2 separate regions of the Homo sapiens genome follow, and region 2 is linked to region 1. The links are chromatin loops, found by intact Hi-C in ENCODE. Cell type or tissue: Caco-2. All regions are shown on one strand. Links, peaks and the distances in the headings refer to the core of each region. The heading gives the core; the rest is flanking DNA. Region 1 overlaps CWC27 (CWC27 spliceosome associated cyclophilin). Region 2 has its middle 120 kb from the start of RGS7BP.

Region 1 (15,881 bases), core at 4,998-12,997:
TTCCCTCTTCTTACCAAGGTATTTGAACAGTGCTGGTAGTGTAAAAAACTGTATATAAGCAAAATAAACAAAAATACACTTCTACTTGGATTCTCTCCAGAATTTATCTCATGTACTTAAAAACAATTTCCCTTTCTCTAAGCCAGTAAATTTCAACAGTATTGTTCTTGTTACTCTATTTTCTCCAACTAAACTTACCTACTTGTCCATTACATAAAGCAGACAAAAAAGTTAAATTCTGTAGATTTTAACTTTTTTGATTCTGCAGTGTGCCAAGATCCAATCGCATGTGAAGAATGGGTTGTTGGTGGGTAATAATGAGGCTGGGCTGCACAAGCCACTATCTAGGACTCAATGGGAGTGCTCATGAAGGCCACTAGGCCAATTGTGTCAAGATTGTGGCTTCCTACCCAAAAAGGCTGAGCTGATAATGAAATTTCTCACCAGCCCTCTAGATTGGGCATAAGGGCATAAGATTCTACATAATGGTTATGATCATATTAAAGAAATTTTACATTCTTTAGTTATCTGAGATTAAAATACCAGTTATAATGTATAGTATATTTTAAGGCACTTGGCTTTCAAAGACATTTTTCAGTATTGTATAATAAATCAAAATTAAAACTATATCCTTACTCACAACAGTAAGTGGGACATACTATTTTCTTGTTCAGAAAGGAAAATTGAGGCTCAGAGAGACTAAGTTATCAAAGCTCACAGGGTGTCAGGGGAAATTAAAGTTTTAATATGAATTTGTATGATCCCAAATCCATGTTATTTCTATTCTAGCACACTGCCACTCAAAGATGACACAGACTCTATGTACAACAAGCTCACAGCCCAGGACTCTACACAATTAATAAGTTATAAAGTAAAGGGTATAATGTTGGACTTTGGACTAGTGTACAATGCAAACACAGTCATATGCTTCTTCTGTAATAAAGCAAAAAAGATGTGTTTAAAAGGCAAATGTACAGTATTACAAGAAAGGCAAAGGTTGGGTAAGAAAAAAAAGATTTTTAAAAGCTGGAAAAGACATTTAGAAAAGATGGCATTTCAGGTGTTGAAAACAAATATGACTTGGATATCCAGAGGTGTGATGGGACATTTCAGGTGGGAAAAAGAACATCAAGAAAGGCACAAAAAATGGAAACAATAAGGCATACATATAGAGCAGCAAATCATTCATATCTGCTAAAGCAGTGTTTCCTACATTTCCTTGGTATGAATTCCTCTGGAATTCATTAAAAGTACAGCTTCCCAGGCCCCTCGCTTGGAAATTCTAATTTAGTGGGTCTCAGATAAGGCCTAGGATTCTTAATTTTTAAAAAATATGTCAAGTGATTTTTATCACCAGGAAAGTTTAACAAGTACTAGTCGAAAGAGCAGAGTTGGTGAAGGACAGTCATGAAAGCAGAATCTTGAAATAATAGGACAAGAAATTTGGCCTTATTTCTATAGTAAAGAGACAGTAAAAATAACATTTTAAGCTTCAGGAAGGCTGCTCTGGTAGTGGAAGGAAAAGAAGAGAGGGGAGATGGGAAACTGGTCTATAGACTACCACACCAGTCCAGTCTAGAGATAATGAAGGCTGAACAAGGGTAGTAGCAACAATAAATTAAAAGGAAAAAACAGATTTGAGATACATCTTGGATAAAAAATTGCCAGGACAGTGCAATGAAAAAATATATGAAAAATCACAATGGAATCTAAAGACCTTCTTTGGAAGATATTGACACTAGGGAATACAAAGTCACAAAATAAGAAGTTTGAGAAGAAAAAGATAGTGAGTTAAGACTTCCCCAGGGCTTGATAAACTAATGTCCAATAAGCAGCTGGAGAAAAGAAGAGTAAACCAGCCTAGAGATATAGACGTGAGAGTCAGATACAAGCATTTGATGATAACTTAATTACAAAGCACCCCCTACGAAAGAGCCAGATGAGAAAACTATGATGACACAATACTAGGATAATAATATTCATTTGATAATGAACGGTATTTGGGTTGTAATTTTCTTGGCAGAGAGAAAAGATTTTACTCAGTCCTTCTAAAAGTATTTAAAGTGTTTTTCAGGTTTAAGAAAGAAAAAAAAAAAGACAGCACTATCTGTGCTGCTATCCTTGTACATTTCAATCTGAAACGCAAATTGCTTTTGGAGTATAAGTTCACAATATTCAGTATAATGTAAACATACCATTTTTCTATTTTGTACAGTAGAAAGCAGCAGAAGGAAGATAATCTTTGAACATTTAACACATGCTGCTGTTACAAATAGAAAAAATTCAAACTAATTTCCTAGTCAAGTCTATCTCAAAGCAATTGTGAACAAAACTTACTTTAGACTAGAAATTTAACTTCAACAAAAAACTGACAGAAAAACTTTCTCCTGCCCTTGCTCTCCAAGGCTGCTCAACCTAACTATCCAGGACCCTGTGGGATTTAGGGAAGGACAACGGGCCAACTGCCTTCCCCAGCTGCCTTCTACCCCAGAATGCTACGCTACCAGTGAAATTTCTCACCAACCTTTGAGACGTCTTGGGCTTGAAGGAGACAGCTTCTACAGCATTCATAATCATATGAGAGACTTAACTAGCTAAAAAAACCCTCAGTTCAAAATTCTGATTCTACCACCTCTTAATTGCATGATCATGGATGAGTTATTTAACCCTCTCTGAGTTTCACTTTCTTTATTCTACAAAATAAGAAAAATAATATCTATATTGCATGGTTGTTATAGGGATTACATAAAATAAATAGTATAGTTAGCAGATAAGAAGATAAATTATTGTAATGCAGTAGGATAAATGTTTTGATGGGCATAGACAGATTATCATGGAAAGAAGTACCTAGCTTAGCCTGGATGGGAGTTCAGTGGCAGGGGGAGGTAGAAGTAGTAGAAGGTGATAGTAGACCTAAATCTTAAAGGAAAAACACTTTAAGGAGAGAGCATACTCCTGGCAAAAGGAAAAACAGGGGTGGGGGAACTGTGAGGAAAGTATGGGTATGCAAGGAAACTTGACATCTTTAGAAAACATCAATGAAAAGGAACCCTGGCAATTTCTAGATCTAACATTCATGGTTTTGTCCATTCACAAACATAACCACAGAATCATGACACATAGTAAATCATTTTGATGAGGCATAAATTTGAATCATAAACAATGCAAGACTAGTGCACTGACATCTAAAGAAGATGACTCTTCAGATATTGAGGTGACAGAGTGATTGGTGACGTTAAGGAATTGGGAAATGAAGTTTTTGTAAAAAAATGAATTTAGTTTTGACATCTAGAGACCTTTCCTAAAGCAACTCTGAACAAGGGATAAGAGCCCAGGAGAAATATTTGGCCTTATCTCCTAGAGTTTAGAATGTTGGTGTACAGGTAAATGGAAATTGAATCCATGGCATCAAATACATCACTCAAGGATACAATAAAAAGCAACAAAAAGTTATGACCAAAATATTTCATATACACACCATTTTAATTACATTTTAATGCAAGGGGTATTAAGTAGAGTGCTTACTAGGCGTCCAACATTAGCCTGCAAAACCGTGCTCACTAATAAGGGAACATATGGCTAAAGAAGTAAAAACAAGAATAATAATAATATGCTTTTAATTCAATGTTATTGTTAGAGTTGGTAAGAAATAGATAATTATGTTAAGCAAGTAAGGCTTATAGGTTATAAAGTTTTAATTACAACAATAAAGACTATAAACCTAATCCTTTAGTTCTCAGTATTCACTAATTTTCAAAAAAGAAAGGCATATCAGAACCTTTAGGAGTAGAAACCCTTGAAGACAGTTTTCTTGTAGTATACACACCAGAATTACTGCTCTAAACAATGGCATGACACCGTGTTTCAGTAATGCGTATTATGATGCAAGCAATATTGAAGAAAACCACATGTAAAGGCCTACAGGAAGGACTAGCAGAATAAAAAGGCCAGGAGGCACTGCATAATTCAAGGACATGGATTTAATAGTTACAAAGACCTGCGTTCAGTTCCCATCTGTAGCTACTTATTGGTTATGTTACTTTGAGCAAATTATAAACTATAGCTGAATGTATTCATGAGTAAAATGAGGATGATAATAATATCACCCATCTCAAAGGGCTGTAATGAGAATTAATGAAATAAACAAAATATATATAAATAACATTAAAATGAATATAAGAGTTTTGGTCTGTGACTGTTTATATCAGTAATGATAATAATCATTATCATCTAACATACTACCTGAAAAAATAGCAGTTAGGATCTGAATCATAAAGTCCAACCATTCAAAAAACTGCAAGTCTAGTTCAAACTGATTTTTTTAAAATGCCAACATTAAAAATAAATAGGATAATCTCAAAAGTTGCAAATATTACTGACCACAAATCAATTTACAAATTCAATGAACACTTACTGAGCCTGCCCCATGTAAAACATGCTGTGCCAGATATAGCAGGAGATACAATAGTGAGTAAGATATAGACCCCAATCTCTTTTGTAAGTTAGAACAAAGGGCAAATTAGAGATTACCTGACTAACTCGATTTACTTCCTCCTCTTCTTCCTCAGCTTCCTCTCCAAATGAAAGTAAACTAAAATTTCTAGTCCAAAAAAAAGAAAGAAAAAAAAAAAGAAAGAGAAAGTCAAATCAAACTTATAAATACCTTATTTTCAGAGCAAGAGAACAGAATTTACAAGAAGAAATACATTCTGACTGTTCTAAAAAAGACCATATTACTCAGTATTCAGCAGAAGTATTCTAACGATCTGTATTTTCAGTATGATGTTAAAGCTTTTGCCTCACAGCACCAATGTTTCCTATATTATACTAACTTTTAATGACCAAAAATCCCTTCTGAGCATTACCATTAAATTTACTGAGTAAAGCATGACAGAAATAATTAAGCTTTTTTATATTTATCAAAACTGGTAGCAAAATGGGGGTTTCTGAAAAATAATAAGTATATATCCCTGAGTGCTACAAATGGGAAGCAATTAATCTAGTATTTGGCAAAATATTTTTTAATATTTTAAAATTAATATGTATACAAAATTGTCAGACAAAAAAATATGAGCAATGAACAACTAAAATAGCCCACAAGGAGAAAAAACTAGGTTTGTCTCCTCTGATTCATCAAACAAAAGTAATCTCAAGTAAGATAAACAAGTTACTAAAACTGTCTCTCAAATAGAAAAATTAAAGATGTGGCAGTGAAACAGATTTTTTTTTTTCCCAAAGCCTAGAAGCAAGCAACGACCAACATATCATCCCCAATATATTTGCTGGAAACAAAAACAAAGCAAAACACACCAAAAAAAGACTTTAGAGTTTATTGTTAAGATAAATCATAGTGATGACGCACTGCATATGAATACAGTGACAGTGACCTTTCATCCAGAGATAGATTAATCAAAATAAGCTGATCAAAGAATTTTTAAAAATCAAATAAATAATTCCAATAAGCAGTTATTTTGCCACAAGGAATTAACTGCTTATTAAAGTGTCTGGCTCATATCTGACACTTTATAAAACAATTTAACTTTGTATTTGTAGGATATCAAGGAAAAAGACTAATAGGTATTGAATGCCTATACTACTGGGTGTTTTAACATACCTCTTCTCATTTAATCCTCATAACAACCAGGAGTTGAACTTATTCTAATCTCCATTTTATAGGAAGAGGTAACTGAAGCTTAGAAAGTTTAATCAACTTTGCCTTTTATTAACTAGGTTTGGCAGGATTATATCTAGAATTGATCAAATCTAACAATTATACTTACAATAAAATCTCTAATAAGGATCCTACGATTCAGTAAAAGAGTACGTTGAAATCTAACTCTGCAGTATATACAGACAGTATTAATAATGTAGAATATTGTCCAAAATACTGAAATTTATTTTTTCATTCCTATTTTTTGGAAAATTATCTTCTGGAAATAAACCAGAATACTGAATGAAACAGCTTTATATTTTAAAATATTTATAATAATATTATTTTTAATAGCAACATAAAAGGAGTAAAAAGTTAAATACAAGTTAAATTGCATAATGCAATCATGCAGTCATTAAAAATATTCTTTATACTTTACTTTCTATTTATACTGAGTGAGCACATATTAATTTTAAAATAAGCAACAAACAAGTTTCTCAACAACTCATTTATATAAATAATTGTTACAGGGATCATAAAATATGTATCTATTTATTAACACAGATTTCATGTGAACAACTGAGATGACATGTTTGTAGCTTAAGTTTAAGATATACTGCACCTGAATACAAGAGTTGCTCATTTAGGAAAACAAACAAACAAACAAACAAACAAAACCACTAATATGGTTTGGCTCTGTGTCCCCACCCAAATCTCATCTCGAGTAATTCCCACAATCCCCATGTGTTTTATGGGAGGGACCCTAGTGGGAGGTGACTGGATTATAGGGTGGTGTCCCCAAAGCTGTTCTCATGATACTGAGTGAGTTCTCATAAGATCTGATGGTTTTATAAGTGTTTGACAGTTCCTCCTTCCCACTCGCTCTCTCCCCTGCTGCCTTGTGAAGAAGGTGACTGCTTCGCCTTCCTCCACGATTGAAGCTTCCTGAGGCCTCCCTAGCCATGTGAAATTGTGAGTCAATTAAACCTGTTTCCTTTATGAATTACCCTGTCTCAGGTATATCTTTATAGCAGTGTGAAAACGGACTAATACAACCACACACTCATAATTCCAATATCTCTCAGTCTCAGGCATGTCTTTATAGCAGTGTAAAAATGAACTAATACAACCACACACTCATAATTCCAATATCTCTCTGGTTCAAACTGGCCTCTCCTTTGCTAGTAAACAATTACTATAAAAGGAAATATAGTAAACTAAATGAATGAGTGTCATTTTTCAAGCTGAAGAAAAATCTCTCCACTATGATTACTTTGTGCCTTTGGGTTTCAATTTCTTTACTTCCTCCTCTGGTTTCTCTTTTTTCAGCCTTTTAATTTCCCTTGGAATGATGTCATCAAAAGGATTAAACAAAACCTATGAAAAAAAATATTTCGAAAACATTATTCCATTTTTAACATTTCACAAAAAATCAAACCCCGTATGTAATTCCAGTGGTATAGTGTCTATATTTTTCCCCACATAAACATTATTAGTATAGTGATATATATTTACTACACAACATGCTTCCACTTACACGGCCTCACTGGATTCTCTCAATAATCCTATGTGCTATTAAGTAAGGGATATTTTATCCCCATTTTACAAAAGGGAAAAATATTTAAGAAAATGTAAATGATACACAGTAAACAAGATCAACTCAGATGCTTTGATTCCAAATCAAGTATTCTTGCTTCCTCAATGAAGGGTCATTCTTTTTTTTTTTTTTTTTTTTTGAGATGGAGTCTTGCTCTGTCGCCCAGGCTGGAGTGCAGTGGCGTGATCTTGGCTCACTGCAACCTCTGCCTCCCAGGTTCAAGTGATTATCCTGCCTCAGCCTCCTGAGTAGCTGGGACTACAGGCGTATGCCACCATGCCCAGCTATTTTTTTTGTATTTTTAGTAGACACAGGGTTTCACTGTGTTAGTCAGGATGGTCTCCATCTCCTGACCTCATGATCCACCCACCTCAGCATCCCAAAGTGCTGAGATTACAGGTGTGAGCCACCGTGCCCAGCAGATTACTCTTAAATTACCTATGAAGTCACTACTTTGGGCTAAATAAACCTAATTCCTTTAACTTTCCATTATGAGGTAAGCTTTTCAGTCATTGGATTATCAGATAAAGTTTCATCTTTGAATTAAAATCTTTAATTAAAAAAATTCTTAACTAGAAACGGTGCCCAAATAAATTAGAGATAAAATTTGAGTTGTGATGTTAACATAGTATAAAGCCTTAATCCAATAGTTTAAAAATACTAAGAATCAATTCCTCTTAAACGACAATGTAAGTGCTGTATCTCGTAATAATCATGCTCCTACCTCACAGCTTTTTATTTTGTGTGGATTATGTGGTCTTTCGTCATCATCAATGTCTACTTCTGACAGTCGCAACATGTTATATACTGTATCCCCTGTAACCTATCAAATTAAAAATATAATGTAATTGAAAATTATTGCACTCATCCTTTGAATTAAGAGAAAACCTTTGAAAACATCTTTCAAATAATTAAAAGAAAATTTCATGTGATTACATAAAAATATATGCATTTAATAATGCAAATAAAGCAACTTTATCTTAAAGGAGAAAAGCATGGATGGAGTTCAATCCCCCAATAAGTTTTTTGGAAATTTCCAATATATATTTAATGTAAGTTTTTATTAATAATATAATGCCAAATAATCTCCTACTGAATGACAACTTTTCATTCAAACATCATAAACAAATTTAAACTTTGGAATAGGATAAAATAAGCAAATAACAATAACAATGTGGTAAATGCTTTAGAGACATTATCTCATTTAATCCTCACAAACAACCTAAAAGTAGGAACTAATATTATCCTTCTACAGATAAGAAAAATGAGGATCAAAGAAGGTATAAAACCAACAGTGATGGCCTTTCTAACTTCTAACTATGCTACACATTGTCTCTGATGTGTTAGTTATATAACCCAATTGTAAAAACTGATGCAGAATGGCAACTTAAATCTCATTTTATTACACACTCTTATTTTTAAGGAATAAATGGAGGGAATCTATAAACATCAGACAGGCTGTGCTGGAGTGGCTCAAAAGAATGTGCCAATGCATATTTCCTAACCCACTGTTATTAATAAGTATTAACCAACAACATTGCAACATATAGTTTTAGTGTGATTCCTTTCATTCAGTGTTTTTCAAGAGTTTTAAAACAACACCAGCTTTCCAATTGTACTGAATTTGTTTTTTTCCCTTTCATCACCACAAAAATCCAGTTTTGCCCAGTATATGGGGAAACCATTCTTACTGAACCAGCAGAGGGCGCTGATGCACTAGTGATGTCCGATATGCCTAAGACTTAAAACATATAGAAACATATTTATGAGAATGGAGAAGAGTGAGAGAAGAAAACCTTCAGAATCCCTTTTTAAAGGGAATTGTTAAAAATTCTATAGAAAGGACGTTCCCTAATATGACATTAAATGTGAGCAGGATTAAATAGGTACTATTCAAAGTAATATTTACAGTAAGAAGTTTCAATGTCAACACAAATTCCACTTTAAACTTAAGAAAATCCATCATTAAGAAAATAAACTGTAAACTACTAAATATTATTACCTAAATGTCCTTCCAAAAGTGTAAAATCAATATTGGCTAAGTGGCACATTTTAGCTCATACCATTACTATGATTTTAAAGAAGGAATACACTAAAGTCACAACTAATGACTGAATTGAAAGATCCAAAAAGAACTTAGATGCTCCCTCATAGTGCACTATATTAGGAATATATTCCATCATTTTTGAAAATAATAAACATATCCTATGGAATGTTTTTACAAAGGTAGCTCTTAGATAAGTTAATCATATGTATCTTAGAAGTCTAAGGAATAACATAAAACCAAAAACTGAACCACAGGTTTAAAATCACTGGACACTAACCTTTCCAAAGATGGTATGCTTATTGTTAAGTTCATCTGCTCGACCCAGTGTGAAGAAAAACTGGCTGCCATTATCATGAGAACCAGCATTTGCCATGGCAACCAGTCCTCTCCGATTAAAACGCAACCGTGAATGAAATTCATCCTGAAATGTAAAAAGATTTAGTGAATGTCCTCAGTTATAAGACCCTTCATATGCAGTTATTCAACTTGACCTGCAAGGTCCCATACAACTTCTAATAAAAAATGCAGACATTTTACTTAATTGATTTTCAAGTATTTACTATTCTTTCAATGTTATTAAACTTGAATTCACTAGACTGTATCTTCTAAATATACTCAGACAGAAATATACCCTATTTTGTAGAAAGCTGCTTAGTTACATCTAAAGGAAGAGTACCCAAGGGGGAATGGATTTCTAAGTCATTTCCCTATTCTCATCCCAAAGTCAGCTATGCTTTTGAAATCTTCTATTATTTCTCCCAGAAAACTACCTTTGAGCCATTGCAGAGTATTCAATTATTACTCCTTCCCATCTCATTCTAAATGTCATTAAACAATTGCTTTGTTCTTGTTTTTTAATTCAAATAATCTACTATGATTGTGTTATGTAATTTTACCATGTCTTTTTAAAGTCCTAAGTTGAATCTTCTCTGAAATGGCACTGATTCTATTTGCCAGTTTTCAAAAGAGCAGGAACAAGCCTTTCTAAGGTGGTTTTCTCACCATGACAGGGCTACTTAACAAATATATTAGTCTCTTAGTTAACAGAATTTCCATCCAGCCTGATACAGAACTCATTTATAAATGTAGTCATGTTATATCATAAATGCTTTTCACAAAGGAAGATATTTTTCCTTAATAAATAATTCTCAAGAGATCTGAACTCAATGGATCATAACTCTGTATACTGTATTCAAAATGACCTAATTGAAAAATGTAACAAGATAACTGTATTACCTGAAAATAATGAAGCAAAAATCTCAAATTAGGAAGGAATTGTCAAAAACAGCTATTCTGTCACACCAAATAAAAGAATAAAAGAATGCTTCCGACTAGACGGAGTATCTAAAATCATGAGAAGTCTTACCATGGTAAAATATAAAATAGTCTAAAAGTGACATCTGAGACTTTTAAAATAACTATTCCACATTTCTAAGGCCATTATCATCTGGAAATTAAAGCTAACAGTTCAAGTATTTTCTTCAAGAATCACACAATGACTCATTAAAAGATGAAAGGAAAATGCAATCTATTCCCTTAATATAAAAACGAATTTTTCAAAAACTCCCATATTTTAAGAGATACCAATATTTACTCATTCAAAGAACATGATATTGGTGCCATCAAATTAATAACAAACACAACTTTTAGCTTTTACTTGAACCTGCTGTTGTTATTATCTTCACTATGACATTAACTCCTTTTCTTCTTAGATCTATGTTGGCAGTTAAGAAATCACTGACCTGTTCTTGATTAATGCATCTTTTACAGACAATTTATTTATTTATTTATTTATTTATTTATTTATTTGAGACGGAGTCTCGCTCTGTCGCCCAGGCTGGAGTGCATTGGTGCGATCTCCGCTCACTGCAACCTCCACCTCCCAGGTTCAGGCAATTCTCCTGCCTCAGCCTCCTGAGTAGCTGGGAATACAGGCGTGTGCCACCATGCCTGGCTAATTTTTGTAATTTTAGTAGAGATGAGGTTTCACCATGTTGGCCAGGCTGGTCTCAAACTCCCGACCTCAAGTGATCCGCCCCCCTCGGCTTCCCAAAGTGCTGGAATTACAGGCATGAGCTACTGCACCCAGCCTGATGTTTATATACTAATGTGAAACGTTTTTTCCTCTTGTGGAACACAATCATTTTCGATTAAGCAATCCAAACTGACTTGGAAATAATAATAACAACAAAAATAATAATAAAAATAATAATTCAGTCTTACTTTGAATGGCGCTCCATAGATAGACTCTCCACCACTCCCTGTGCCAGTAGGATCTCCGCCTTGGACTATGAAACCAGGCACAACTCTATGAAAAATGGTATTGTCATAATAAGCTGAAAAAAAAATAAAAATAATTTATCAATGTCTAAAATTAATCATCTCTACAGTTACCAAAATTAATACAGCTAGAGTCAAAAGATTTATTTTCCAGAATGTTAAATACGCTCCCCAGCCAAAACCTTTTGTATCCTCCTTCTTATAAAATAGTTACTTCTCAGAACAGCACACATTTCTACAGAAACCATCACTGTTGACTTCTTGTTTTTATTTCTAGGATTCTCTCAAACTCTGGACTGGTCTTCAAAACAGAAATTAGAGAGTTCTGATAGGGAGGAGAAGCAATATTGTGCCCCAGGGGACATTTGTCAATTTCTGAAAATATTTTTGGTTATCACAAATGGGGGATACTACTGGCATCCAGTGAGTAGGGGGCAGGGATACTGCTAAACACCCTATACTGCAAAAGACAGTTCCCACAACAGAGAATTACCAGCCCAAAATGTCAACTGTATGGAGACTGAGAAACCCTGGCAAAGATAAATACCTTATTTCCCACTGCTTCCTCTTTTCCTCACAGGAAATTAATTTATTAACACACAAACTCATAATATATCAAAATTACTTATTAGTTATAGGTCTAGAACCATCAATACACCCTCCTCAAGAAACTTTGAATAAATAAAACAAATAACACAATACATACTTGAGTCCAATTAGCTCAGTTTGCTAAATGATTGAAATAAATTATTAATATTTATATGTAATTCAAAAATATACAATTGGAGTATATAATTTAGAACTCATAAATATACAGGAGAGACTGTATATGACCTCCTATACTATATATTATCTGGAACCTAAAATCATTAGGATACTTCATAGAAGAAAAGGAAGTTAACTTGGGAATGGCAGAAGCATGGCATCTCAGTGAGGCAAAGTATAAGCGACAAATTGAGTGGGAAGCAGGAATTAGAATTTGCCTGAATAAGAGAATTTACATTAAGAAGTAGCAATAATGACCAACATGCATAACAAAAGATGCTCAATATTATTAGTCATTAGAGAAATGCAAATCAAAACCACAATCAGATACTACTTCACACCCACTAGAATGGCTAACATCAAAAACCTTAAAAGAATAAGTGTTGGTAAGGATGTGATGAAACTGGAACCCTTTTACATTGCTGGTGGGAATATAAAATAGTGTAAAAAGTTAAACACAGAATTAGCATGTAATCCAGCAATTATGATTCCGGTGTGTGTGTGTGTGTGTGCGCGCGTGTGCGCGTGTGTATACAAGTGATATATATGTTTATATATTAATATATAATTTATAAGTGTAAATATATATAGTTCACATAAATAATATATAATATATAAGTAATTATAGTTATAAGTAATTTTGATATATATTGTTTGATATATAAATTATATATAATATATATATCACTGTGCACATGATCAGATTTGCTTTTACAAAACATCATATATTTATATATATTGTTTCTATATATATCCAAAAGAATCGATTGTTTATATATATATCCAAAATATATATATTTGTATATACATCCAAAAGAGTTGAAAACAAGTACTCAAATACACACAAATGTTCATAGCAGCACTATTCACAAGAGCCAACAGGTGTAAACAATTCAAATGTCTATCAATGGATGAATGGATAAATAAAATGTGATATATACATATGATGGAATATGACTGTCACAAAAAGGAATGAAATACTCATACATGCTACAAAATGGATGAACTTCAAAAACATGCTAAGTGAAAGAACCCAAACACAAAGTCACATATTGTCTGACTCCATTTATAAGAAATATCTAGAATAGGTAAATCTGCAGAGATGGAAAATAGATTGGTGGTTGCTGGGGGCTGTGGGTGGAGGAGGGGTATATTAGTCCATTCTCACACTGCTATGAAGAAATACCCAAGACTGGATAATTCATAAAGGAAAGAGGTTTAATTGACAGTCCCACATTGCTGGGGAGGCCTCAGGAAACTTACAATCATGGCGGATGGCAAAGGAGAAGCAGGCACTTTCTTCAGGCAGCAGGATGGAGTGAGCGCAAGCAGGGGAAATGCCAGATGCTTATAAAACCATCAGATCTCATGAGACTCACTCATTATCACAAGAACAGTAAGGGAGAAAATGCCCCTATGATCCAATCACTTCCACCTGGTCCTGCCCTAGACATGTGGGGATTATGGGGTTTACAATTCAAGGTGAGATTTGGGTGGGGACACAGAGCCAAACCATATCAAGGGGAGAATAGAGAATGACTGGGTTAATGGATACAGAGTTTTCTTTTGGGGTAATAAAGTGTTTTAGAACTACATAGAGGTGCCGGCTGCACATTATAGTGAATATACTAAATGATGTTGAACTGTACACTTTAAAATGGTTAGTTCTATTTTATATAAACTTCACCACAGTTTTTTCAAAAAATCCGTTAGGTGGAAGGAAAGAAATTTTACATCACTGAAATTAGTTCTGTACTTACATTAGGTAAGCACAAGAGGAAAACATATGTAGTATGAAGTACTGAATAAACAAAAGCTATTATTTTTGTTGTTGTAAAAACAAACAAAAAGCAAATAGCAACAAAGCAGGTTGTGGTTGAGCCAATCATCGAGTTAGGCAGTCATGATTCAATCACATGCTGAGGGTTACAAAGCAGAAAGATGGAAAAAGCACAGTTCCCTAAAGATTTCACTGAGCTTCCCTAAAGATTTCACCAGATTTCTTGACATACAGGAGGATAAATGTCTTTATTATTTAAATCATTTTGAGTTGGGTCTTCTATTACCTGCAACTGAATACAACCTGAATATAACTCATTCAATGAAAAATATTTATCAAGTATCTACTGTGGGCCAGGCATTTTACTGATACAGTTACTGACATAATTTATAAAGTTCCTATTTTAGTGTCTTGGAGACACCCTCATAATTATTTATATTTGCAAAGTATAACTGGATATACAATGCATATTTTAAAAATTATAATCTGTATTCTAACAACTGTATTTAGTACACAGTACATAAGAAGTAGAAAGGAAGACCAGCTGATTTTTGCTTAGTCCCTTCTCCCATTGCAGGGCAGTTGGGCTGCATTTACAAGAGCTCCCTAGTGCAGACAAATTCCCTCTGGTTACAAATAGATACTATAAAAACCAAAAGGTCTTAAAGTATCTCTCCTATATTCCTAGGTAACCATTTCATCAGTTACACTAACACTGTATGTAGCAGTCAGGAGTTTGAGTCTTGCCTTTTGCTAGCTATACAGTCTTAAACTCCATTTTCTCATAAATCTAATAACATAAATTAAGGCACAGTGTCAATCTGAAGATTAAATAATATGAAAGCAAACTACACATTTTCAAGTTCAACACAAATGTGAGGTCAAACTAATATCTTCACTCAAATGCTACAAATTCATATTCAAATTTGAATATAAAATATACCCCAGTATATATCATATAATGAATATTCATCTAGACCCATAATAAGCAGCCAACCAATACTTTTTGAGCACTGTGCACATGATCAGATTTGCATTTTCAAAATGTCACTCTTACCCAGTGTGAATATATTAGAAAGAGACATGACTGGAGAGAGAGGGGGAGTGAGAGAGAGAGAGAGAAAGAAAGCAAGAGACAGCGCAAGTGCATGCGACAGAGAGCCAGTGAGAGAATGCAAGCAAGCAACTACTATCCTGAGGTCATTACATAACTATGGCTTATCTTGAGATACACAGATTCAAGAACTACTTATGAAGCAAGATCCATAAAACCCAGATATATGTTACCTGTGACGGAAAAAGGACATGAAAGAGGTCTTTATTACTTGTGTTTTCAAATTTTAGAATTTCACCATTTTCTTTCTTTTTCCTATTTCCCATTAAGTATTTCAGTGATGCTGGCTTTTTATTTTAAGATTTTCTTTATGATTTTCCTAGTTATATTCCTGTTGAATGCATGAAATTATTATACTATATATAAATGAGTAAAAATTTTCTATACTCTCTACACTATAACTTTGTATTCTAACATAGCTGGAATTTCCAATGTCCACAAATCTTCCATATCTACTATTTCTACTTCTTTGTAATTTATTAGTAATCACTATTGAACTATGCATTTATAGTTGTATTTATAGTTTATAATACTGTATATTTTGCTGCTTGCAATGTTTATTTGATTTTCTTAAATTTTTATGCATCATCACAAGTGTTTTGAAAAAGCTTTATTATTTCATTATGCACGTTCATAATATCCTCCTGA
Region 2 (15,881 bases), core at 3,480-11,479, 400 kb after region 1:
TTGAATATCTTTTGTAAACAAATTATTTTAATTTTAATAAAATTTATTTTTTTCCTTTATGGATCTCGCTTTTGGTATCATGTATAAGAATTATTTGTCTGACTTCAGTTAACAAAAATATCTTCTATTTTTTTCTAAAAGTTTTACATCATTTAGATCTGAGATTTATTTTGAGATTTTTTTGTATAAGTTGTGAGATTCATACTGAGATATTTTTGTATATGTTGAAATTCATTTTATTTTCCATATGGATGTCCCATTGTTCCAATACTATTTGTTGTATAGACTAACCTTTCCCTATTGAATTCTTTTTGCATCTCTGTTAAAAACCAGTGGCCAAGACAGACAAAGATAAAAGAAGGAGAAGACACAAAATACCAGTATCAGGAATGAAACAAGATATTACTATAAATTCTGTAGTCATTAACGGAATAGTAAGGGAATACAGCAAATATCTCTACATAGATAAATTTGATTTGACAACTTAGAATAAATGAATCAATTCCTAGAAAACTACAAAATACAAAATTCATCCAAGATGAAATACAATATTAATCCAATAACCTTTAAATAAATGGAATTCATGATTTAAGAGCTCCCCCAAAAGAAATCTTTAGGCCAACATAATTTCTCTGGGGAATTCTATTGAACATTGAATTTAAAATTAACACCAATTTTGTACAATCTCTTCCACAAAATAGAAGAGGAGGAAACATTTCCAAATCATTGTATGAGGGTATTATTACATCAATACAAAAACCAGACAAGATAGTGCAAAACAATACAGTTACAGAACAATATCTTATGAACTTGGGCACAGATATCCTCAACAAAATGTTAGCAGATTTAATCTCATAATGTATAAAAATAATTATAAAACGTGATCAATCATGGTTATTCCAGGTGTGCAAGGCTGTTTCAATATTTGAAAATCAGTCAATAAAATTCACTATATCAACAGGCTAAAGAAGAAAAATTACATTAATTGATGCAGAAAAGACATTTTACAAATTGCTTATTTTTGGTAAAAATTCTCAGCAAATTTGAAGAAGAGGAAAACTTCCACAACTTAATAAAGAACATCTATAGAAACCTAAAGCTAACATCATACTTCTGAATCTTCTTCCCCAATATTGGAAATAAACCAAAGATAATCTGCTATCACCTCTCTTATTCAATACAACACCAGAGGTCCTAGCCAGTGCAACATGCAAGAAAAAAAAAGGCATACAGATTAGGTAGGAAGAAATAAAATTATACTTATTTGTGGATGACATGAAGGTCTACATAAAAAATTCCCAAGAAATCTACAAAAAATATCTCTAGAACTAATAAATGAGCTCAGCAAGGTTGCAGGCTACAAAAATCAATCACAGTTCCATATATTGACAATGCACATGTGGAAACCAAAATTAAAAACACAATGCTACTTACAAATTATTCAAAGAATGAAATGCCTTAGTACAAATCTAGCAAAGTATATATAGAATATGTATGCTGAAAATTACAAAGTATTGATGAAAGAAATCAAAGGAAACTTAACTAAGTAGCAAGATGTACCATGTTCATGGATTGGGAGACTCAACATAGTAAAGATGTCATTTCTCTCCAAATTGAACTGTAGGTTTAATTTAGTATCTTTCAGAATCCTAGAAAGGTTTTTGTAGACGTAAAAAAGTATACTCTAAAATTTATATGGAAATGCAAAAAATCTAGACTCACATAATTTTGGTAAAGAAGTGTAAAATGTGGTGAATAACTGATGCTCAGACTTTACATAACTACAGTAATAAAGACTGTGGTATTTAATGGAGGAATAAATACATAGATAATGGAACAGAATAGAGAACCCCAAAATAAACCACACACATATGCTGAATAGATTTTGACTTAAGCTTCATGCCTTATGTAAAAATTAACTAAAAATAGATTAAATACTTAAATTTAAAACATAAAACTATAAAACTTTTAGAAACATACATAGGAGAAAATCTTTGGGATCAAGGACTAGGCAGAGTCCTTAGACTTGGAAAAAGCATAATCCAAAAAAGGAAAAAATTATAAATTGGACTTTATCAAATTTGAGAACTTTCATGATCTGAAAAACATTGTAAAGAGGATGAAAACAAGCTACATACTGGGGGGGGGAATATTCACAGAACACATATTTAACAAATAACTTGTATCTAGAATATATAAATACCTCTTAAAACTCAGCAGTGATGAAAAAAATTGCCCAATTAAAATGTAGGCAAAAGATATGTACAGATGGTTTATCAAAGAGAATAGTCAGATGAAAGATAATCACATGAAAATATATTCAATATCATTAGCCATTAGAGAATGACAACACTACAATATATATCACTAGATACCTATTAGAATAGCTAAAAGTTAAAAAAAAATAGTGATAACACCAAATGCTGATGATGATGGAAGACACCATGTTGCTGGTAGGAACATAGAGCCTCTCTGGAATAGAATAGGGCAAATTTTTTTTTCCCCAGAAAATTACTCCTTATCATATGACCCAGCTGTTGAATGTTTAAGCTTTTATCTCAGAGAAATGAAAACTTATGTTCACACAAAAGCTTATGCCAAAATGTTCATAGCAGCTTTTTTCATAATAAGCAAAAACTGGAAACAACCTAATTGTCCTTCGATAGGTGAATGGTTAAAGAAACTGTGGTACCTCCTATCACCCCTCAAAGAACTCTGTCATGCTATTCTACGTAGTCATATCTTCCTCCCTTTTGCAACCACTGATCTATTCTCAATCACTATATATGTATTTTTTCTTTTTGATAATACCACATAAATGTCATAATACAGTATATAACCTCTTGAAAGTAGACTTTCACTCAGTATAATATCTTTAAAAGTCATTCAGGTTGTTGATATACTACTCTAATATAAAAAAAGAACAAATAACTTATTCACACAATAATTTGAATGGATCTCAAGGGCAGTATGCTGAGTGGAAACAGCCAATCTCAAAAAGTTATATACTATATAATTCAATGTATATAACATTTCTGAAATGCCAAAATTGTAGTGATGGGGAACAGATTAGTGGTTGCTAACAGGTGGGGAAGACTGTCCCTATGAAAGGCTAGCACTAAAGGTCCTTGTAATGGAACTGTTCTATATTTTTACTGCTGTGGTGGTAATATGAATTTGCACATGTAATAAAATTGCATAGAATACACAGACACATAAATTAGTTGATGTAACTGGTGAGATCTGAATTCACTTTACCATTTAAAAATAATTAGTATTTCAGTATTTTCTGGAGATGTTTGGTACTTCTTAAAAAAGTTTGCTTTCCAACTGTAGATTCATAGTATATTGAAATATGGTCAATTTTTCATGTTGGTTGTATTGTGTCCTCATGCTATATTCAGATATTGTAGCAGTTTGGTGTAGATTTCTTGGGATTTTCCTCATGGACAATCATGCCATCTGCAAACAGAGACAATTTAGTTCGTTCCTATCTCTTTCTCTTGCTTTATTAAATTAGCTAGGACTTCCAGTATGATGATGAATAATTTGGTGAATGTGTTTGTCCTTGCTTTGTTTTCCCATTACAGGAGGAAAACATTCAGTCTTTCACTGTTATGATTTTATTTATGGGATTTTTAAAAATGATGAACTTTATCATCTACCAAATTATAGGGAGCTGAGGAAGTCCCTTTCTATTCCTAGTCACTGAGAGTGTTTTTAAAAAATCATGAATGAATTTTGAATCTTGTCAAAAGCTTTTTTTGTATTAATTGAACAATCATGTATTTTTTTCTTCTTTAGACTGTTGATATGGTGGGCATTGATTGGTTTCTTAATGTTGAACCAGGCTTACATTTTTAGAATAAACCCTAGTCACGGTGTATTCATTTTTTGGTGTATTGTTGGATTTGAATGGATATTGTTAAGGCTTTTTTTTTCCACTTCTATATGAAGAATATTGTTGTGTAGTTTTCTTTTTCTATACTGTCTTTGTCTGGTTGAATATGAAGGTAATGCTGGTCCCATAAAATAGGTAGTGTTTCTTTCTCTTCTATTTTATGGAATACAGTAGTGATATTATTTCTTTTTAAAATGTTTGGAGGCCAGGCGTGGTGGCTCACACCTGTAATCCCAGCACTTTGGAAAGCCTGAGGTGGGCGGATCACTTGAAGTCAGGAGTTCAAGATCAGCCTGGCCAACATAGTGAAACCCTGTCTCTGCAAAAATACAAAAATTAGCCAGGCATGATGGCAGGTGCCTATAATACCGGCTACTTAGGAGGCTGGTGCAGGAGAATCGCTTGAAACTGGGAGGTGGAGATTGCAGTGAGCCGAGATGATGCCACTGCACTCCAGCCTGGGTGACAGAGTGAGACTCTGTTTCAAAAAATAAAATAAAATAAAATAAAATAAAATGTTTGGTATAATTCACCAGTGAAACCATTTGAGTCTAGAGATTTCTTCTTTGGAAGGATTTTGACGACAGATAAAATTTCTTTCTTTTTTTTCTTTTTTCTTTTTTTTTTTTTTGAGATGGAGTCTCACTCTTTCGCCCAGGCCGGAGTGCAGTGGCGCTATCTCAGCTCACTGCAAGCTTCGCCTCCCGGGTTCACACCATTCTCCTGCCTCAGCCTCCCGAGTAGCTGGGACTACAGGCTACAGGCGCCCGCCACCGTGCCCGGCTAATTTTTTGTATTTTTAGTAGAGACGGGGTTTCACCGTGTTAGCCAGGATGGTCTCGATCTCCTGACCTCGTGATCCGCCCGCCTCGGCCTCCCAAAGTGCTGGGATTACAGGCGTGAGCCATCGCACCCGGCCAAAATTTCTTAATATAGTACTGTTTGGTTCATTTTGGGTGAGTCTGGGCAGGTTGTGGTTTTTGAGGAATTGGTTCATTTTATTTAAGTTGTTGAATTTCCTTATGTAGAGTTTTTCATAGTATTCCTTTATTATATTTTATAATGTCTGTAGGGTATGTAGTAAAAGCCCTTTTTTACATCTGATATTGGTAACTTGTATCTTCTTTCTTTTAGTCTTGGTCAGTCTTTCTTGATAATTAACAATAATTTATTGATCTTTTTAGATAATCAGTTTTTTATTTCATTGATTTCCTTTATTGATTTCTGTTTTCAGTTTCACTGATTTCTGCTCTTATTTATGTCACTATCTTCTTTACATTGCTTTGGGTTTATTTTTCTCTTTTTCTTGTTTCTTGTGGTGGAAGCTTAACTTGTAGATTTGAGATCATTGTTCTATTTTAATATGAGCATTTCATGCTGTAAGTTTCACTCTAAGGACTACTTTAGCTGTATCACACAGATTTTGATATGCTATATTCTTATTTTTGTTTAGAATATTTTTAAATTTTCCTTGAGACTTCCTTTGAACTATGGATTATTTAGAAGTATGTAATTTAATTTCTAAGATTTTCTTGTTACCTTTACTACTGATTTCTAGTTTAATTTTATTATAGTTAGAAAATATATGTTGTAGGATTTCAGTTCTTTGATATTGAAAGAATTTTATGACCCTGGATATGGTCTGCCTTGATTAACGTTCCATGTATACTTGAACAGAATATATTATATATCCCACTGTTGTAGGAGAAATATTCTGTAAATGTCAATTAAATCAATTGGGTTCAGTTCTTCTCTATCCTAAAAAATTTTCTGTTAACTACTTCTGTCTGTCTGAGTGAAGAATATTCAACTCTCCAACTGTAATTGTGGTTTTGTTTCTTCTTTTAGTTCTGTCAGGTTTTGCTTCATGTATTTGTAGCTCTGTTGATACATATGCAACGTTATATCTTGTTGACCAGTGGACCATTTTACTTTTATATAAAGTATTGGGCTCCGTAAACTCTGACTCAAACTATGGCAGGCCAAAATCCAGCCTGCCATCTGTTATTGTAAATAAAATTTTATTAGACTACATTCAAGCCTATTCATTTATGTATTTTTTATGGTTTGTTTTGTACCACAGTGTCAGAATTATACTTTTGCAATAGAGACTATACGGCTTGCCGAGACTAAAATATTTATCTGGGCTTTTATAGAAAAAGTTTATTGTTCTCTGATATAATATCTCTATCACTGGTAATTCACTTTGCTCTGTAGTATACTTTGGCTGGTATAAGTATATCCAGTCTAGCTTTCTTTTGACTAGTGTTTCTATGGTATATATTTTTTATCCTTTAACTTTTAACTGAACCATGTCATTATATATTTGAAGTTAGTTACTTATAGACTGTGTATAGTTGGTTCATGTGTTTAAAAAAGATCCATTCCACAATTTCTGTCTTGCCTTTTGTAGGTTGAATTTGCCTCTAATTATTTCAATGTTTGGAGTATTTCTAAAATTTTAGTATTTTTTTGTTTATTCTCTTTGTTTTCCATTCCTTTGTTTTACTTTTCCTGCCTTCTTTGGGGTTATTTCAATATTTTTAGTGTCCAGCTTTAATGTATAGTGTTTTTATATTTTTTTAAGTAGTTGCTCCAGGGCTTCCTATATGTGTATTTAACTTTTCACAGACTATTTAGAATCAATATTCTTGTTACTTAAAGTGGAATACAGAAACTTTCCCAATATGTAGTACTATGTATTCTCTCCTCTTTATGTTGTAGTGTTCTTATACATTACATGTAGTTACATCGTAAATCTCATCACAAGGTATTATAATTTTTCTTTCAACTGTTTAAACATATTTTAGACAACTTAAAAGAAATATAGTTTCCTATTTACCCAGATATTTTCCATTTCTATTGCTTTTTCTTCATTTATGATTTTCCAAATTTATTTTCTGGTCTCATTTCCCTTTTGTCTGAAGAAGTTGCTTCAGAATTTCTTTGAAAGCATGACTGCTGACAATTAATTATCTTAGTTTTTCCTTATCTGAGAATGCCTCCATTCCTGAAGAATATTTTTGCTGGACATGGAGTTCTTGGTGGACAGTTCTTTTCTTTCAGCTCTTTAAATCTCTTGTTCCGCTCCTTTTTAAACTCCAGGATTTCTGATGAAAATTTTTAGTCTTTAAAATTATTTTTCCTTTATGTATACAGCATTGTTTTTCTCTGGTTGTCTTTTATTTTCAGCAGTTTGATTTTGATGTGCCTAGGACTAATTTCTTTGGATTTCTCCTTTTTGGGTTTGCTGTGCTTTTAAATCTATATGTTTGTCTGTCATCAAATTTGCAAAGTTTTCTGTCATTATTTCCTTAAGTTTTTTTTTTTTTAGCATCACCCTGTTTCTTCTGTATTTCTGAGACTGTTATAACACAAAATTAGACTTTTTGTTATAGTCTTATAGGTCCATGAGGCTCTGTTCAGTTATTTAAAAAAAATCATTTTTTCCTCTTTGTTCAGACTGATTCAGAACAAACATATTTGCTAGTTCACTGATTTTTTTTTCTGTTATTGACATTCTGCTATTGAATGTCTCCCTCTCTCCCACCCTCCTTCCCTCCTTGCCTCCCTTCCTTGCTATCCAATGAATTTTAAATTTTGATTATTTTATTTTCAGGTCAAACTTTTCTTTTGATTTTTTTTCATATTATCAATTTCAGTGCAAATATTTACTATTTTCTCATTGGTTTCAAGAATTCTTTTGATTGCTTGCTGGAGCATTTTTATAATGGCTGCTTTAAAATATTTGAAAAGTTCAACATCTGTGTTATTTTAACACTGGCATTCTTTGATTATCTTTTACCTGGTGCTTTGGCATTTTCCTAGTTATTTGCCAGGTAATTTCAGGTTACCCAGCAAAGAACGAGGTAATTCTAGTTACCTAGTAATTTATTACCCCAAATTACTAGGCTATGCTAGACATTTTGAATCTGATCTTATTTCATTTCTATGGAGACTGTTAAATAGTTTTGTTTTAAGCAGGCAGTCAACCTGCTTAGATTCAGGCCACTGGTTCCAACCCTCCTCTGTAGGCTGTGGTTTCAATGTCAGTTCCATTTTCAAAGTCTTTATAGTATGATTTATCTTTCCTGGATGTGTGCCACCCAGTGGTCAGTCTTGGACCTTGGCTATGGTCTGTCTGTTCAGTTTTCAGTCACCATTATGCTGAATAGGATAAGGTCCACACTTATGCAGCTCTTGGGTGAGCTTAGGAGTTCATAAATGACTTTGTGGGTTTGCTTTCCTGAGCTTTCACCTCTCCACCATCTCCCTCAAACTTTCTGGTTCCTCAAGACTCCTCTTTTTAGTTGTTCAGCCAGAAAGCCAACACTTTAGTTACCACACATTGCCATATACTTCTTCAAGTACCCCACATCAAGGATCAAGTGGTAGTGGGGAAGGGGAACTAAGGGAGAAAAAGGCAATGAGGAGTTTTCATACACTCTTTGAACGACAGCTCCTCTCTTTTAGAGTTTTGGCTCTTGCAGTCTCCTGTTGCCTCTGCCTGTTGACACCACCATTGTATTGCTTGGGGGCTTGATGTGGTGGAAAGAAGCAGTCTTTCTGAGCTTTTGTAGTTCTTTTTCTCTGCTTGCAGCCAGAGCTAGTGGGCTTCTCTTGGAGCTCTCTCTGCCTACATGTTTCTGCCCACTTCTGGTATGTTAAAGTTAGGCTGAGAGTTACTGGAGGAAAAAAAATTAGTAAACTCACTGTCAGTTCAGCGACATTACAAATTCTGTTCTTTTTCCAGAATCCAACTGCAGCAGTTTACTACTCAAAATCTCCCATATATCTGTTCCATCTGTTCTGTTCAGGTTTTATTGATGTATTCATTAGGATATACAGGGTGGGGTGTGCTTATCTCTAACCCAGAATTGGAACCTCCTCCCTTAGATTGCAGATTGTGATTGTGTGACCATCTTTGGTCAACCTAAAGCATTAGGCCATCCAAGTCTCTTTCTCTCTTGCTTGCTTTCATTCCTCCCTCTCTTTCTCCTTCTTTCTCTCCCTCCCTCTCTCCCTCCCTCCCTCTCTTCCTGTCTCCTTCCCTCCCTCCATTTTTCCTTTCCTCCTTGCCTCCCTTCCTTCTAGAATCTGGTTGCTTTCGGTCTTTTACATAAACTGGTAGAGGGAAAATAGAAAAGTACATATGGCTTTGTTTCTTTCTTCTCTCCTATTGCAAAACCATTTTATTTCTTTTCATTGTTGGCATCTTTCCATTGGCCAAGTCTTCTCCTTGCCATCTCTGTCATCATTACTGATTGCCCTGATTGCCATGTCATCACTGCTAGCAGATCTGCTCATGGTCAGTCATATGTGCTTCTCATTCACTCCCCACCCCCTGCCCCAGTCTTTTTTGTATTTTCTGATTATTCCTTTTCTCATACTTCTCTGCTTTTATGCAAAATCCCACATCCGTCCAGTTTTTCTATTCTACCAATGTACCAATTATAGTGAAAATCAGATGTATATTTTTTTCTTGGTCTCTGTGTTGTTTCTCTTTAATCAGAACCCATTGTAGTGTTTGTATATATATTTGTGGATACTATATTAGTTATTTGGAGACACATTGGAAGCCTGAGGCTTTGAGTAATTTGATTTTTGGTATTTCTTTAAGATTAAAACAAGTAGTGTGTTATACAGGGAACAATTTATGTACACTAATGAACATGTTTGTGATTGACATATATATGCTGCATACTGTTTCCAGATTAAATGACTTCCATGCTAACCTTTTCAAAGTACTTATTTATACATTATCCATTTTTGCTTTTCATCTTTTTTTTCTGTCTGAATGAAATACATGTCCTTTTCCTTCCATTGGTTTAAAGCCACTTAATTTCACTCTCTATTGTCACTCATACTTGATTCAGAATAGGGGAAAATAAGATAAATGTGTATATAACACTGATCATTACTACTCTTTGTTCCAGTAAAGATGATGATGAAGTTGTAAGGTATACAAAGGGATATTAAATACTTTCTTTTTAGAAGTCCTGAGTTTTTCATCTTAATGAAACAGACAATGTGAACTTATGTACTTTGCTTACCTGTTATTTCAATTACAGCAGTCTTTAGTCTTAGTAGAAAAAAATGAGAGGGTATATTGTAGCATTTATCAATAAACTATGATAAAAATTCTCTTCACAATAATTTAAAACCAGATGGTACCAAATTTATAATGAATTTATAATTGGTTAATTGCTTGATAAAATAATGGTCTTTCCTAATTATATCTCATCTCTGACAGTTTTAAGTTTATAATTTTTGGAAGTAAAACACATCATCCTTTAAGTCTTCCTGTCTTTTCTCAAAGATCTACATATCATAATTAGGGCAAAGGTACATTTCTATGGAGGCCATGTGTGCCTTTTCCTGTCATAGAAAGAAAAGGACACACCCAATTAGGGTCTAGATTGGAAGTAATAATTAACAGAACCATAAGTGCAGGTTTATGTGGTAGAAAGAATTGTGGTGGTGCTAGTTTCATTTACTTTCTCCTCTGCTTTTAGCCTTCTATTAGCCATAAGTAGAAATGGATGTGCTCACATACATATATACCAATTATCTCTGAAATCCATGACAATAGAAAGCAGATCAGTAGAAAACTTTGTTTCCAGCAGCAGTGTTAGCTTTTATTTGAATAATCAGATATCAGGTAGATTTCTGAACACTATTTTTAAATTAGAAGGAGTATATAAACTCCTAGGTCAAAAGAACTTCATTCTGAAATCTAACTTCATTCTGAAATCTTACTTCATTCTGAAATCTTACTTCATAAGAACTTCATTCTGAAATCCTCAGGATATGCGGCTGGCATTTAAGTGGGCTTTAGATCATGAAGAAAACTTCAATTGAGGATGATTTATAAGTGTGCATTCATTTATTCAATGAATATTTATTGAATATGTACTATTTTTGTTTGCTGAATGCAAAAATGAATTGGGGGCCTTGTAATTATGTGTTATTGCTGAGTTTTACTGGGTTCAGAAGTACTGTTTTATATGAAAGCTTTAGAGTAGATAGAAATATGATTAAGGAAATTAAAACCATAAAGGGAGCTAATTCCTTTATTTCATAAAGGAAAACTAAAGAGCATCAGCAAAGATAAAGAGAAGATAGCATGTATAAAAATAGGCTATTAGTTGGTTACACTATAATTTACAATCAGCTTTAATAATTTATTGATATTTGGAGGCTGAGGTGGAAGGATCCCTTGAGCCCAGGAGTTCAAGGGTGCAGGGAGCTATGATTGTGCCACTCTACTCCAGCCTGGGTGATGGAGTGAGACCTCATCTCTTAAAAAAATTTGATTTTTTGATATTAATTCTGAACAAGTAACTGAGACTGCCATGTGAGAGGGATCATGTATTAGGAGCTTTCTTTGACCCTCTCAGCTGGGCCTAGTTTTTCAGCCATCCCTACTAAGGTACCAGTTACATGAGTGAAGTTGTCTTGGACCCTCCAGATTAGTGTGTCTGTTAGCTGAATACCACCAGTTAACTTCCGTTGATTCCACCAGCTAACTTCTGTTGAAAGAGAAGAATCATCCAACTGAGCCCTGATTCTTTGACCCATAAAATTGTTAGATATAATAAAATGTTTTTTAAGCCATTAAATTTGGGGTGGTTTGTTACTCAGCAATAGATAATCAAACCACCTACACAGGACATCTAAACACTTTTATGGTACTGGAGAATAATCATTACAAGTTATGCTATAATTTTTAAATTATAGGTTGGTAATTTTGTATCAATAGGCCAAGGATAAAATTTAGTGAAAGGGCAGTTAGTTGAGCATAGCATATGTGATGGCTATGTGGTATGTTGTCTTGGCTAGGCTAAAAAAACAACATTCCTTTGAATTTCTTTTTCAGTAAGTTTCTGGATAAGTGATCTATAAGATACATTCCCTCAAGATCTGGAAGATAGAAGAGAGCACCAGCAGTTTTGTGATCTCCACACACCTTCTCCTAATTACTGAATCAAACACTAATTTAGCTGCTGCTGTGAAGAGATTTTGCGAGTATAATTAAGGTTCCTAATCAGTCAAGAAGATTATCCTGAGTGGGCCTCATTTAATCAGTTGAAAGTACTTAAAATATAATGTTGACCTCTCCTGGAAAAAGAGTTAAACCTGTGGACAATAGCTTCAGCCAGTGTCTGTGAGGCTTCAGCCTTCTTGTGATCTTCTCTGCCCTGTGGACTCCGGATTTGCCTATCCAGCCTCCGAAACTGTGTAAGCCAATTCCTTGTTATACGTATGTGTATATTCACACATATATGCATAGATAGATAGATATCTCCTACTGGTTCTGCTTGTCTGTTTGGACTCTGACACAGATTTTTGTATCAAAAGTGGATGCAGAGGCCTGTGCCTTAAGGATGAGGTGCCTTAAAGATCTTAAGGATGAGTTCTCTGAATTGGTTCTGATTTTCTGGAATTGTTTTTCTAATCTGATAAAACTTAAGGCACTAATAAGCCTGTTTCTAGTTGTTTAAAAGACATTGGTAGTCCATGGCATGATGTGGTGAAAGAGTTGCTCAAATTATCACCTTTGGATACTATAATTAAATACCTATAGAAGGTGAGATTCAAGATGTCTAAGCATGAATCACTTGAGAACATTTTAGTCAAAACAAGGAGTGGAATGGAGTTGTTTGGTTATTCCTAACTGCTCTAGAGAAAGTGACCATAGAAAAATGAACTTAGGGCTCTAAATTTCTAGCTAAATGTTCTGAAAACTTCTGCATTTTCCCTCAGAGAAACTCTATCCTGTAGCTGTAAGGCTGGGGTTTCTGAAAATGAAAGCCACAGTTTCCTCCTGTGAATGGCAAACTGAATTCCCAACCACTTCTGTTAAAGTTTAGCCAGTGATTGGGAAGGAATGGGCTTCTACAAATGGGAGTGGGGAAATATGGGTAGATTCTGATAAAGCTGGGGATCTTGGCTTCCCATATGAAATTGAATCTTTGCCCATAGAACCAGTCTTTTCAGTTCTGCCTGAGGAAGTGTAATGTGTCAACTTGACTAGGCCACATGGTGCCCAGATATTTGGTTTAATATTTTTCTGTTATATGAGGGCATTTTTGGATAATTAACATTTAAATCAGTAGACTGAGGAAAGCAGATTGCCTTCCATAATGTGGGTGGGCTACAATCCTCGGTTGAAGGCCTAAACAGAACAAAAGGCTGATGCTCCCATGAGAAGGATAATTTTCCTGCTTGACAGCCTTTGAACTGGGAAATCAACTGTTCCTGGTTCTACAACAGCCTGCCAGCCTCAGACTTTAACTGGGACATTGGCTCTTTTTTCTGGTTCTACAGCAGCTTCTGACCTTTGCACTAGAAATGGGACATCAGCTCTGCAGATTTTGGACTTGCCAGCTTCCAGAATTATGTTACCCATTTCCTTATAAATTATATATTTATAATATATATCATAAATATATACATTTAAACAATATAAATATTTATAAATCATAAATATATGTATATATTTTGTTTTTCTGGAGAACTCTGATTAATATGGGAGGATAGTCCTCCTTTACCTGAATAACCTGGAATGGCCTCCCCTGAGGATTGTTGATAAAAAGTGTCAAACTCTGTAAAATATTTTTAGAGATTTATTTTGAGCCAAATATGAGTGATCATGGTCTGTGGAGGTCCTGAGAACATGTGCTCAAGGTGGTCGGGGGTACAGCTTGGTTTTATGTATTTTAGGGAGGCATGATACATTTATCAAACACATTTAAGAAATACACTGGTTTGGTTCAGAAAGGGGGGACAATTCAAAGCAGGGGGCTTCCAGGCTATAGGTAAATTCAGACATTTTCTGGTTGACAATTGGTTGAGTTGATCTGAAGACCTGGGATCAGTAGAAAGGAAGTGTTCAGGTTAAGATAAAGGATTGTGGATATCAAATTTTATTGTGTGGAGGAAGCTCTCAGATAGCAGACTTCAGAGAGAACAGGTTGTAAAATGTTTCTTATCGGACCTAAAATGGTGCCTGGCTCTTAGTTGATTATCTCCTGGATCTGGAAAGGAAGGAAGGAAAACAAGGGGAAAGGGGATTCTTGATAGAATGTGGGTTTTTCCCACAAGGGATGGCTTCGCAGGACCATTTCAAGATATGGCAGAGAAACACGTTTTGGGGTAAAATATTTTGATTTTCTTCCTTGTTATGCCAGAGTCAGATTGGAAAGCAAGTCACAGTATACAGGGTTAAATAAAACCCATCTGATGAGAATTTATGGTTTGTAGGGCATGACTCCCCACACCCCTTAGATAGGAATTTGGGCAAGATAAAAAAAATGAGAGCTTAGTCCTCAGGAAGTTGCTTACAAGGTACTCCTGATGATCCACAGGACCTACTCCCCAACACCCCTTTTTGTTTCTATAACTAGAATCAACTTGAAGCAGCCCTCAAAAAATGAGGTACAATGTATGACTCATGAAAAGGTGTGATATACACCAAAAGAACTGCATGGCTTTTTTTTCAATTTATATAAATAGAAATCTAGGAGTTACGTGTGAGAATGGATATTGGTGTGTAATCAAGGTGTAAGGAATATAAAGTCATCAGGCTTAATTTGTAGGCTCACTATTCAGAGACTCAATGTTTTAGCTCAAGGAGTTAGGAAGGGCTTAATTAGATGGTTGGTTGGCTGGTTGCCAGGAACAAAATGGTGGCCTACACTAAATGAGGTAGAAATGCCTTGTGATATTATAGAGGAAGGTAGCTAAAGGCTTGAGATTGCAATGTTTGAGTGTATTTATCATGCAAGATTGCTCTCCAGTCCTGGAAAAACATGCCTTTCACCACAACTGTGAAAAATAAATTTGTGAGGGAGCATCAGCATCCTTGAAAAGCTCTGTAGTCTCTCTTCTCTGTAGGTCAGAAATTATAAAGTAAACTGCTACCATTGAATGAGGATACCTAAATGCAATAGAGATAATAGATCCTGGGATGTTAAGGGTCAAGTGGTGACACTTAATTGCCAAAGATAAGATAGGCAGGGTTACCATAATGGATAGCAGAGTTAAAATAGTAACCAGAGGCCGGGCTCAGTGGCTCATGCCTGTAATCCCAGCATTTTGAGAGGCTGAGGCAGGAGAATCACTTGAACTCAGGGGGCGGACTTTGCAGTGAGCTGAGATCATGCCACTGCACTCCAGCCTGAGCGACAGAGTGAGGCTTTGTCTCCGGAAAAAAAAAAAAAAAAAAAAAAGTAACCAGAATAGTTTGACTCAAAGAGATTAAGCTGTTGGTTCTCATGATGATCAAAATTCTCATGATGTCCCAAGAGTGGAAATAGACGGTTAACCTATTAAATTCCTTTTTGATCTGTAAAAGCAGAGGAGTTCTGGGTCTAGTAAACAGAAGTCTGGCTTGAATTTCCAAAACATAGAGTTAATTCCTTCATTTCCAAATTTGAGTCAGTTAACAGACTCAGAACCCCTTGAGAAAGAAACCCACTCCACTGTCAAAAATTTATACTGTTGACTTTTCTTTCAGTATTTCCCCAAAGGGACTTACGGCTCTTTACCAGGTTGACTGTGCACTGGGGAAAGGAAATTCTGGGGAAGGGAGTTTAGCCTAGCCAGGCTGACACATCACAAAGCCATCACAGACCACCCCTTGTCAACTTGGTACCCATACATATTTCCTTTAAACATACTGCCTATATGATACAACTATCCCATATACAACTGCAAACATGCCAACCTTTTCCTCAAAAGAGGATACAAAATCCTCAGGTAATGTTCCTCTTCTCTTTTGAAATTTAAATACTAAGATTAACTACCATAAAAACATTTTGTGATGTAAAGTTAGCTATTATTAACACATCTTGTGTTAGATAAGAGGATAAGGGAGAGAAGAAAACAAAAATACTTAATATTATACAAACGTTCACATCAAGAGAAAACTTGTAACTAATGCAGTCTTCAACTGGTCATGTAGTTGTAGCTGGCA

The links. A loop is a pair of places that touch in the nucleus more often than their neighbours do. Peaks named below come from ENCODE experiments on the same cell type or tissue, not always from the same donor. Only the 100,000 strongest peaks of a DNase experiment are listed, where the experiment ranks them.
Region 2: a loop joins it to region 1, with 19 times the contacts of the local background. A loop is called at or near these places in 4 of 110 quality-filtered maps.

Annotation. Positions count from the first base shown.
Region 1 is chr5:64,777,670-64,793,550 of GRCh38, reverse strand. It overlaps CWC27 (CWC27 spliceosome associated cyclophilin), which reads right to left. Exons shown (of 14, transcript NM_005869.4): 3 at 11,518-11,630; 4 at 9,572-9,715; 5 at 7,972-8,070; 6 at 6,924-7,027; 7 at 4,531-4,600. Among named protein-coding and RNA genes, the nearest start is that of CWC27, 17 kb to the right of the region's middle. In Caco-2, for the core only: a CTCF peak has its summit at 8,953 (motif pointing right); a DNase peak (open chromatin) is centred at 8,950.
Region 2 is chr5:64,377,080-64,392,960 of GRCh38, reverse strand. No RefSeq gene overlaps it. Among named protein-coding and RNA genes, the nearest start is that of RGS7BP, 120 kb to the left of the region's middle. In Caco-2, for the core only: a CTCF peak has its summit at 8,026 (motif pointing left); a DNase peak (open chromatin) is centred at 8,000.